Linked DNA regions of Homo sapiens: region 1 is linked to region 2. A link is a contact called in ENCODE Hi-C or POLR2A ChIA-PET data. All regions are on one chromosome and are shown on one strand. Each heading gives the region's core, a stretch centred on a gene start or an enhancer-like site at or near the end of the contact. The rest is flanking DNA. Distances are from core to core; before and after follow the strand shown.

Region 1 (5,781 bases), core at 3,263-5,762, 140 kb after region 2:
AATCCCAGCTACTTGGGAAGCGGAGGCATGATAATTGCTTGAGCCTGGGAAGCAGAGGTTACAGTGAGCTGAGATCACTTCAGTCTGAGCAACAGCGAGACTCTGTCTCAAAAAGTAATAATAATAATAATACAGCCATTCTAAGAGGATTATGGTGATTATCACATTTGCATTTCTCTGATGATGAGTGATGTTGAGCATTTTTTCATCTTTCTGTTGGTCATTCGTATGTCTTCTTTGGAGAAATGTCTATTCAGGTACTTTGCCCATTTTTTAATCTAGTTATTTGTATTCTTGCTATAGAGTTGAGTTTCATATATATTTTCTTTTCTTTTTTTTTTTTTTTTTTTTTTTTTACACAGCGTCTCACTCTTGCCCAGGCTGGAGTGCAGTGGTGCAATCTTGGCTCACTGCAACCTCCGCCTCCTGGGTTCAAGTGACCCTGGTGCCTCAGCCTCCCAAGTGGCTGGGATTACAAGCACGTGCCACCACACCTTGCTAATTTTTGTATTTTTAGTAGAGATGAGGTTTTGCCATATTGCTCATGGCTGATCTCGAACTCCTGACTTCAAGTGATCTGCCTGCTTCAGCCTCCCAAAGTGATGGGATTACAGGCGTGAGCCACCATGCCCAGCTGAGGTACATTCCTTCTTTTTTATTTTTTTGAGACAGAGTCTAGCTCTGCTGCCCAGGCTGGAGTGCAGTGGCACAGTTTCAGCTCACTGCAACCTCTGCCTCCCAGGTTCAAGCAATTCTCCTGCCTCAGCCCTCTACAGTAGTTGGGATTACAGGCGTGCACTACCATGCCTGGCTAATTTTTCTATTTTTAGTAGAGACTGGGTTTTGTCATGTTGGCCATGCTGGTCTCGAACTCCTGACCTCAGATGATCCACCCACCTCAGCCTCCCAAAGTGCTGGGATTACAGGTGTGAGCCACCGCGCCTGGCCTGAGCCACCATGCCCAGATGTACATTCCTTCTATGTCTAATTTGGTGAGAGTTTTTTTTTTATCATGAAAGTATGTTGAACTTTGTCAAATGCTTTTTCTGTATCCATTGAGATGATCATATGATTTTTATTTTTCATTTTGTTAATGTGGTATATCACACTGATCGATTTACATATGTTGAAACATTCTTGCATCTCTGGATGATCATAGTATATGATCCCACCCTATCATGGGCAGGAGAATCGTTTGAACCCAGGAGGGGGAAGTTGCAGTGAGCCGAGACCGCGCCACTGCACTCCAGCCTGGGTGACAGAGGGAGATTCTGTCTCAAAAAAAAAAAGAAATCAGAAAAATAAGAATAATCAAACATGAAGTATGACTAAAACAGACTCAGAAGAAAGCTTATAGACATAAATACAAGTATGAGAGAACCAAAAAGCTATAAAAAATTAGGCATGCTATTCAAAAACTAGAAAAAGAATATACGTCTTTCAGATTTTAAGAAATAAATCAATAATGATAAAATGAAACACGATATGGTATTAGACGTGTTCATGAAAAAGAAAAATGATACTAAAAATCAATGATATAGAAAAAGCAATGAAATATGAAAAAACTAAAAGTTGGTTCTGTGAAAAATTCAATAAAAGAGAAAAAGTATAGGTAAACAGTAATTGATACAAGAAAAGGGACAAATCCCTTCAGACATGGACATATAAAAAGTAAGATGATTTTGTATCAGTAAATTTGACAGCCTATGCCAAATTATTTTCTATGGAAGAAAGTACCAAAATTGGTTAAAGGCATTAAAAACCTGAATGGACTAATAACCACACAAGAGACGGAAAAGTTGTCAAATATAAAAAGGTGTTGGGTCCAGAATGACTTATAACAGGTGAAATTTTCATACCTTTATAGGACATTTTGGCCCTAAGTTATGCTTTCCTAAATAATATGAAACTGTATATATACCTTCTATAGACATGGTCTCACTCTGTTGCCCAGGCTGGAGTTCAGTAGTGTAATGAGTTTCTTGGTTGGATGCAAACTGGTGCATTCACTGAGGTGGGGGAACCCTGGAGGAGGAACAGGGGGATGAGGGAAGGATGATGAGATTAGTTTGGAACATTTTGAATTTTAGGCTTTTGTAGAATAATTAGAAATCAACAGGCAGTTTCAAACCCAGACCTCTAACTCCAAGCTATCTGCACACTGCCTGGCCAATAGGAAGCACTATTGCCATGAGTGTTATTAAATCTGGACTGCAGAAAGAGATACGGGAGTGTCTTACAGGAGAGTGGTGAGATACGCACGAATAATAATAATGTCAGCAATAATATAGCACTTATTTTGACTTAGTTCAGTACAGAACTGGACTCTGTCCATAAAAAGAGTCAAACTCAGTAAAATATTTAAAGAGATTTATTCTAAACTAAATATGAGGACCAGTGACCCACGACACAGCCCCAGGGGGTCCTGAGATCTTGTGCTCAAGGTGGTCGGGCTACAGCTTGGTTTTACATGTTTTAGGAAGATATAAGATATCAATCAATAAATGTAGGATGTACATTAGCTCCATCCGGAAAGGAGGGACAACTCGAAGTGGGGAGTGTGGGGGCACCTTCCAGGGCGTAGGTGGATTCAAAGATTTCCTTTCCTTTCCTTTCCTTTTTCCTTTCCTTTCCTTTCCTTTCCTTTCCTTTCCTTTCTTTTCTTTTGAAGATTTCTAACTGGCAATTAGTTGAAAGAGTTATGGACTGGGCACGGTGGCTCACGCCTGTAATCCCAGCACTTTGGGAGGCCGAGGCGGGCGGATCACGAGGTCAGGAGATCGAGACCATCCTGGCTAACACGGTGAAACCCCGTCTCTACTAAAAATACAAAAAATTAGCTGGGCATGGTGGCGGGCGCCTGTAGTTCCAGCTACTCAGGAGGCTGAGGCAGGAGAATGGCATGAGCCCGGGAGGCAGAGCTTGCAGTGAGCCGAGATCGCGCCACTGCACTGCAGCCTGGGCGACAGAGCAAGACTCTGTCTCAAAAAAAAAAAAAAAAAAAAAAAGTTATTAGCTAAAGACCTGGAATCAATTGAAGGGAATGTCTGAGTTAAGATAAGGGGTTTTGGAGACCAATGTTCTTATTATGCAGATGAAACCTCCAGGTAGCAGGCTTCAGAGAGAAACGATTGTAAATGTTTCTTACCAGACTTCAAAAGGTGCCAAACTCTTAGTTAATTCTCTACTGGATCAAGGAAAACACTTTGAAAGTGAAGGGGATTCTTTACAGGATGTAGATTTTCTTCACAAAAGACAGCTTTACAGGGTCATTTCAAAATATGTCAAAGAAATACATTTTAGGGTAAAATACTTCAGTTTATTTCAGGGCCTGTTATCTGTCACATGAGACTATACTAGAGTCAGGTTAGAATTTGATGTCTTATTGCTATAAAGAGTTTGTTTTGGGCTGGGCGTGGTGGCTCACGCCTGTAATCCCAGCACTTTGGGAGGCCGAGGCGGGCGATCACGAGGTCTAGTTCAAGACCAGCCTGGTCAACATGGTGAAATCCCGTCTCTACTAAGAATACAAAAATTAGCCGGGCGTGTTGGCACGTTCCTGTAATCCCAGCTACTCAGGAGGCTGAGGCAGGAGAATTGCTTGAACCCGGGAGGCGGAGGTTGCAGTGAGCCGAGATCGGGAAACTGTACTCCAGCCTGGGCTACAGAGTAAGACTCCATCTCGGAAAAAAAAAAAAAAAGTTTTAGTCAGTCTCAAGATCTCTGTTTTAATGTTAATGCTGGTCCGTAGTGCCTGAATTCCAAGGGCATAACGAGGCAAGTCCGATCCCCTGCTTCCCATCATGGCCTGAACTAGATTGCCAGGTTTTCTTTGGAATGTTTTGGCTGAGAGAAGTGGTCCATTCAGTTGGTTGGGGGACTTAGAATTTTATTTTTGGTTTACAAAACTGTTGCATGAATTGACTCAGTTAATTCACTGAATTTATAAATTACAAACTTTTACCATTCTCAACTGATAAATTGAGGCAACGATTTAAGTATAACTTGAGCAAGTCCATATAGAGTGGAGCCAGGAACGCAGACAATGAGACACCATACCCCATGGTCTTAGGTCACAGTCATTCAGTGGGAGACAGGGGCTATAAATTCATTAGAAGGTTAAGTTAGGAATTAAGTAATTAGGTAAGGAATTAGGAATTCAGTTAATTAAGTTACAAATTGTTAAATATGGAGGAATTTATCATGTAGTTGGGGTACTAAGACATAAGAGAAAATAATAAAGAAAAACAGGAGCGGCCGGGCGCGGTGGCTCACGCCTGTATTCCCAGCACTTTGGGAGGCCGAGGCGGGCGGACAGCTTGAGCTCAGGAGTTCGAGAACAGCCTGCGCAACATAGCGAGACCCCCGTTTCAAAAAACACACGAAAAAATTAAAATTAAAAAACAAACAAACCAGGCGCAGAGCGGTTGTGGAGAAGGGAAGCGAAGGGTTGGAGTTTCGTTTCGTGGGAACCATAGAGAAGGGCCAGCCTCCCGGCTTCCTAGAGAGGCTGTAGGGACCGACGGCCGGCCAGCTAATGCTTCCGTCTTGGCCACCTTGCGAGCGCTCGGGTTGAGTTTCCCGGGCTTCCCTGACTCGGCTACCTGTTCTGGAGGTCAGGCTTTGGGCCCTTGCAGAGGTCGCCGAGGGGCCCGCGCCGCCGCCAGAGCCTGGGCCCAGTCCCCAGTCTTCAGAGACGCCCTCGACCTTCCTGCTCCGAGGAGCTGGCCTGATGTCCTCGGGTCGCGGTATTCATGGGGAGGATGGGAGCCGTGACTATAGGGTCTCCTGCTTCCCAGGGTGGAGCGTTCAGATCCCGGTTAGGTCTTCGGTCAGCATCACCCGCTGGGACATTAAGCGTCTTACCCTTGTCACCCGGGGCTGGGTCACCACTTATATTTTGTCCTGCAGCCTGTGGTTTGTTTAGGGGTCCCCGTTATATCCTACTTTCTCTCCAGAGACTTGTTTTGGGTTTTTGCCATGAACACTAGAAGCATTCAATACAAACTGTTTAGTAATGCATTCATAGTGGGGCCAAGAATTTTTTTTAAAAAACAGCCACGAATCCACTGCAGTTCTTGACTCTTACTTTACAGATATTCTTTCTAGAGTTTCCAGTGTCACCAAGCAGATCTATAGGAGAATATGCAGAGGGAGCATTTGCAACATCCCATGAATCAGTGGAGAGGGTGAATGACAGCAGCTAGTGTGCCAAGAATATCTGCAATGCTAGTGGCAGGAGACAGAGGGGAAGAGGCGGCAAGTGTAGGAGACGAGACAGATCAGTCTCATTGTGGTTCTCTCTTAGCTCCGCAGGTTCTTACTTTTTCAAACCTAGAGGGCAGTGCATGAAGCCAGGGGTCATCAGCCATGCTCCAGACAGTGTGGTTCCAGGTGAGCAGAGCTTTCTTTCAGCTTTCCATACTCAGAACAGATATGGAAGGTCAGTACAGCCCCAGTAGCCTGACTTGGCCAGTCTCATGCTTAGTTTTACATCCTTCAATAAAGTATGTAAAAACAGTATGCGAGGGGAGTTGACGAACGAGAGTAGGTGAATTTGGGAGAGTCAGGTAGGTTGGAAAAGAAGGAATGAATTATCCTAGAAAGTGGGAATCTGCATTCATGAGAACTGAAAGTGTGGCCTGGAGATGAGCAGCTTTTGCATTACAGAGGGCTCTTGTTAGGCAAAATGTCAGGCCCCCTCCCCAGATCTCCTAAATCAGAATCTACATTTTTACAAGATCTGGAAAATTAAAGGGCAGATTAAAATTTGAGGAGTGC
Region 2 (5,249 bases), core at 2,313-4,812:
AAACAGACCCCTACAAAGCCCTTGACTCAGAGGGCTGCAGGCAGGCCTGGAGGGGCCTCCAGGCTTCCATCCAAGGGGTATCTGCACTCCTGGAAGGCAGGGAGTGGGGCTTCCTGCTTGGCAACAGGGGAAACCACATGCACTGAAACCCTCATCTGGGGTCTGCTTCTCCTGGGAGGATGAATATAGGGAGGAAAATCAGCAGGATCACGAAGACATTACAATGTTGTGCACACCAAAATTTAACATAAGAATTCCCTTCCCTCTAGCAATTCACTTCTGGGAATTTATGACAAGTAAACAATCAAGCCGTGGGACAAAATTGAATGCATTCAGATGTTCAATGCACTATTGTTTATAACACTGAAAATTTTGAAACAACAGGAGAATGGTTAAATCAATGAGAACTGAAAAGGATTTAGGCAGGCAAAGAGTGGGAGGTGGCAAGCTTCAGAAGGAGGGCTTGGCAAACGCAAAGTCTTCCCGTGAGAAAGCAGTGGACCTGAGTGATTGGAGCACAGGATGGGGACATAGGTTGGCATGAGAGGAGTGAAGCTGAGAAGCAAGCCAATTAGACAGGGCCTCACAGACCATGGCAAGATGCATGAATGCTATCTGAGGGCATTGATGAGTTCCAAGCATGGGAGCAGAACAATTGGATTTATTCTAAGAAGCTGATTATGGCTGTTAGTCAGAGAGAGGAACGTACAGAAAGCAAGAGCAGAGGCGAAAAGGCCAATGAGAGGCTACTACACGTGGAATGATGGTGGTAAAGAGGCAGAGAAGTGGGTGGACAAGAGACTCGCTTGGAGATAGAATTAACAGGACTTGCTGTTGTGTTGGCCATAAGTGGCAAGGAAAAGATGACTTCCAGGATTTTATCTTTGGAAATTGGGTGGCTGGGAGTGACATTATTAAAATGAGGGAGGCTGGGGTAGAAAGACAGGATTGAGGAGTGGAAACAAGAATTCCATTTTGAACATGTTGAATTTTTTTTTTTTTAATAGAGACAGGGTCTCACTATGTTGCCCAACTGGTCTTAAAATCCTGGGCTCAAATGTTCCTCCCACCTCAACCTCCCAAAGTGCTGGGATTACAGGTGTGAGACATCACACCTACCCTGAACATGTTAAGTTTTAAATGCCTAAGAGACATCCAATCAGAGATGTCAAGCAACTAGTTGGATTTGTAAGTCTGGAGCTCAGAGAAGACATAAATTCAGGAGGTATCAGCCCATAGAATATTTTTAAAGCCATGAATGAATGAGTTTCTTTAGGAATGTATAAAGAGGGCCCAGAAGAAATCCATATGGAACACTAAAAACGCTAGTTTTGAAGAAGTATATCTGGTGTGACATCATTTTGGTTAAAAAACAAAGCCCCAAAATTCCATCATAACATAAACGCAGAAGATATCTGCATAAATAAATATTCATCTAACGGTTTATGGGGGTTATCTCTGGATAGTTGGGAGCAAAACGCTCATTGACACCCATGAAAGTCAGGTCTATGCCCAAGAACCTTTTTGCACCTGGTCTTTCCCAAATGGCTGCTTAAGGGACCCAGGAGGAGGAGCCTGGAAGTTATGGTGCCCGATTTGATGATGAACCTAGGAGAAGCCACTCTGCATTTGTTACCCAAGGGAATAGGAGGAATGGGAGGGCTTTCATTTTCTCAGTTGTATATTTCTGTCAACATTAAAACTTTTATAAAGAACATCATTATTACTTTTGTAGATAGAGAAAAACAATAAATAAAATTATTTTAAATGGTGGCATCCATTGTTGGTGAAGCCACTGTACAGTGGAAACGCACATCTCTTTGGAGAAAATGTGAATTGGTATGACTTTCTGAAATGACATTTGAATGAATTTGAATGAATTTCATGCAAATGAAATTTTATGTCAAGCTCCTTAAAATGTTCATATCTTTTCACATTCAGGCACCTATGCTAGGGAAATAATCAGAGATGGGTGTTAGGAACCATGGAAAGATTTCAGTAGTTTTAAGATAACAATTTGGCCTGGGTCCATGAACCCTACAAATGCCCCCAACTTGGCTGGGTCCAGCCATCCCTTATCTCCATAACATCTTTAAGGGAGCTGTACACACAAGGAACAAGGAATGTATGGGACACCAAATGACCACTGACGATTCCCTACCTCATGTCTGCACCTTTGCCTGCAGAACTCCATGGAGTGCGTGCTTCTTAGCCCAAGGCCCCAGGGAAGTTTCTCCCAAGCCCAGTTTCTGGATGAATACACATGAAATGGTGAGGTGGCTGAGTCCACTCTGGAAGACCGGGCCTCCTTGCGTGGTTGAGAGGAGAACATCAGAGACAGGGACCATGCTCAAATGCACCAGCTTTTAATAACTGGGTTTGGTACCATGGCTTGTCACCCCACTCCACCCCAACCACCAGAATAAAAACGTATTATTAGACTCTAGCAGAGGCCGACTCACCCTGAAACAAACACACTGGGACTTTCTGGTGCCTCGCCTGTCCAGGCCTCCTCCTTGCCCCTGAGCCTAGTATTGCATTCATTCATATGCTTTTATTCCTTTCTTAAAGGGGGTCTCTAAAACTGCATAAGTCTCAGGTCCCAGCAGACTGGGATGTTCTTGCTTTCAGAAATTTGAGATGGGAAATAAGAAAATAATCCAGCCGTTGGTGGTAGGAGCTGCAGCTGTCTGAAAGGAGGGATCATGAGGGACCCTGAGGAGAGCAGAGCAATGAGCACGCCAGAGATTTGTTTCAGCTGGCCTTGTGAGAGCACTAGGCCTGGAGAGTGAAAAGGAAGATGCAAGTGCCGGCAGAGCTGCGGTGTTGCGGGGAGGAGTGAATGAGTGAGTGTGATGATGCATGACTGCCTGAGCTTGCACTCTGCACAGTGAGTGCTTGCTGAACTTCGTCGGTATAGTTATTGTTAGCACTGCTGATATTACTGTGAAGGTCCGCGCACTCCATTTCCTGGGGTCCTTGGAGCCTGGTTCTGCTCTGGATAAAATGGTCAGGGAAGTCTAACACGCAGCTCTGAGTACACCCCCTGAAGGGGACAGAAGCTGAGAAATTGACCCTCCTCCACTTCACACGTACACCAGAATAGGGAGACCACGGGACAAAGCGCTCATTGACACCCATGAAAGTTAGGTCTGTCCCCAAGAACGCCTTTCCACCTGGTCTTTCCCAGATGGCTGCTTGAAGGGCTCAGGAGGAGGAGCCTGCAAGTCATGGTAACCGATTTGATGATGAACCTATGAGAAGCCACTCGCATTTGCTACCCCAGGCCACCCACATTGGTGTTCTTTGTTTCTACTACTAGTTTACAACATCTTTCTATTCTACTGCCAGGGAGGAAAAAAGGTGTTCCACAAAACTGCCCAAGAGGACATACCTAGGAGGAGCGTCTGACATCAGCGGGGATCTTTGTGCTGCCCTTTCAAACCCTCGCCTCACTAATTACCCAGCAGGAGACAGCCAGCTCCATCCATATTGGAGTTTCACCTTTAATTAAACTTTAATTCACTCATGCCTTATCCTTGTGGCCACATGCTGCTGGGAATCAGTGCCACAGCAACTTGGACCCAGGCCAGAACCTTGCAGAAGAACACCCAGAGGCATCACCAAGTAAAAATAGACTTTCCTGACTATTAAATCCAACACTGTACTCAGGGAACCAACAAGAGTGCTCTCAAGGAAAGCTGTGATCTGCCTATAGGCAAAGAATGGATGATTTCAGTAATTCCTCCCCTCCCCTCCCCGCCCCAACTACACAGGGAGACTCAAACAAACTAGGATTATACAATTACCCATTTAACTTCATCTCATTTCCGATAAGAAGTAATCAGGGGAAGCATAAGAAAACCAAGAACTTCCAACCACTCACATTTATGAAGTGCTAACTCCGTGCCAGGCATGATGGGGAAATGAGATGAAATCAGCTTTCTGTAGACATTGTCAGGGCCCTGCCTACTGTGCACCTGGCAGTCACCTACAGTTCCCACAGGCCCACAGCTTCCTACCCTACACATCTGCATGTCTCTGACAGGCCATTCTCTGGCTGTGGGCATGTGCGGCAAGTCAGCAGGACTGCCCGGAAGTGCCAGGGAGTTAATGCTCCAGGAGTGGTTCCAATGAGGGACAGGAGCTGGTGGACAAACACCCCAGCTTCCTCAACTATTGGTTCCACTTCTTCTCTCAGAATGTCTCTCAGAAGGTCCCCCAGGAGGGAGCCCCAGGTGACTGCCCTAGCCTCCAGCTCATTAATTCACCTTGTATTGGCTTTCATTCTTCTCTGACTCACTTCCCTTCTCTCTCACCAAGCTTTTAGGAATCACTTTTCAGATAAACTACTTGCACCCAATCCTAGTCTCAGTGTCAGCTTTTGGAGGAACACTAACGAAGACACAATTTTAGTCTTAACCTTGATGATAATGACACAAGTTAACTTTAATAAACGTGAAGGCCTAAAACTCAAATATCCATAAGCCAAAAGCCAATGTGATCAAATATCTAAGGCCAAACCCAAGTGGGGCCTAAGGGGCCCTGGAGAGCAGGTATCCTCTTTGGGAGGTAGCTACTAGTCTACTCAAGAGGCTGTTTCCATGCAAGAAGGTGGGGCCAGTATTGTTAGAGCTTCCAATTTTTAAAGAGATGCTGGAATTCTGCATTTTTATATGGACTTTCCCAATTTTTGAATGTTGAAATCAACTCAAAAATTTGAAAGCACTATGAAGCCCAAGAGAAATCCATCCATGGACAAGAGCATGCCCACAGACCCCAGTTTGTGACCTCTGGTTCCACTGGATTTAATAATCCAGCAGCCACTGTTGACCCTTCCCAGGGCAGTTTAAATTGAGTAGTGAGGCCAGAAAGCATATTGTGGAGAGCTGAGAAAAGAATTGGAAGTGAGAAAATAGAGAAAGCCAGTATAGATGATTCTTTCCAGAGCAGAGATAGAGTAGTAGATATTGAAGTGAAATAAATATTTTAATTCTTAAAGTTTGGGCACTCAAAAATACCTTTAAACCAGGAGGCAAGATCAAGGATTAAAGAACAGGATGAAGACAGTGGAGAGACAGGGAGTAACCAATTGAGTAAAGTCCCTCAGCGAAGGCAAGAACAGGCGGGCTAGCTGTGGGATTGGCCTTCAACATGAGGAAAGCCTACCATTCTCTGAAATGTGGGGCAGAAGATACATGACACACTAAGGTAAAGAATCTCTAAAGTATCCTAAGGCAGAGCAGCTC

The links. A loop is a pair of places that touch in the nucleus more often than their neighbours do. ChIA-PET counts read pairs that join two places held with the same protein, here RNA polymerase II (POLR2A). Pooled maps may share reads with other maps.
Region 1: a pooled map shows a loop between it and region 2 (2.4-fold over the local background). The contact joins the promoter of ZNF619 here to the enhancer-like site in region 2. A Hi-C loop is called at or near these places in 10 of 50 pooled maps. POLR2A ChIA-PET finds 5 or more read pairs at or near these places in 4 of 52 experiments (Caco-2, H1, K562 and 1 more).

Annotation. Positions count from the first base shown.
Region 1 is chr3:40,472,610-40,478,390 of GRCh38, forward strand. It overlaps ZNF619 (zinc finger protein 619), which reads left to right and starts at 4,513. Exons shown (of 5, transcript NM_001145093.4): 1 at 4,513-4,748; 2 at 5,309-5,394. The coding sequence starts at 5,371. RefSeq lists an enhancer at 4,687-4,826.
Region 2 is chr3:40,330,034-40,335,282 of GRCh38, forward strand. No RefSeq gene overlaps it. Among named protein-coding and RNA genes, the nearest start is that of EIF1B, 23 kb to the left of the region's middle. Within about 2 kb of position 3,563, at least 2 of the 41 ENCODE cell types and tissues checked have a DNase peak (open chromatin) inside an H3K27ac peak, as active enhancers do.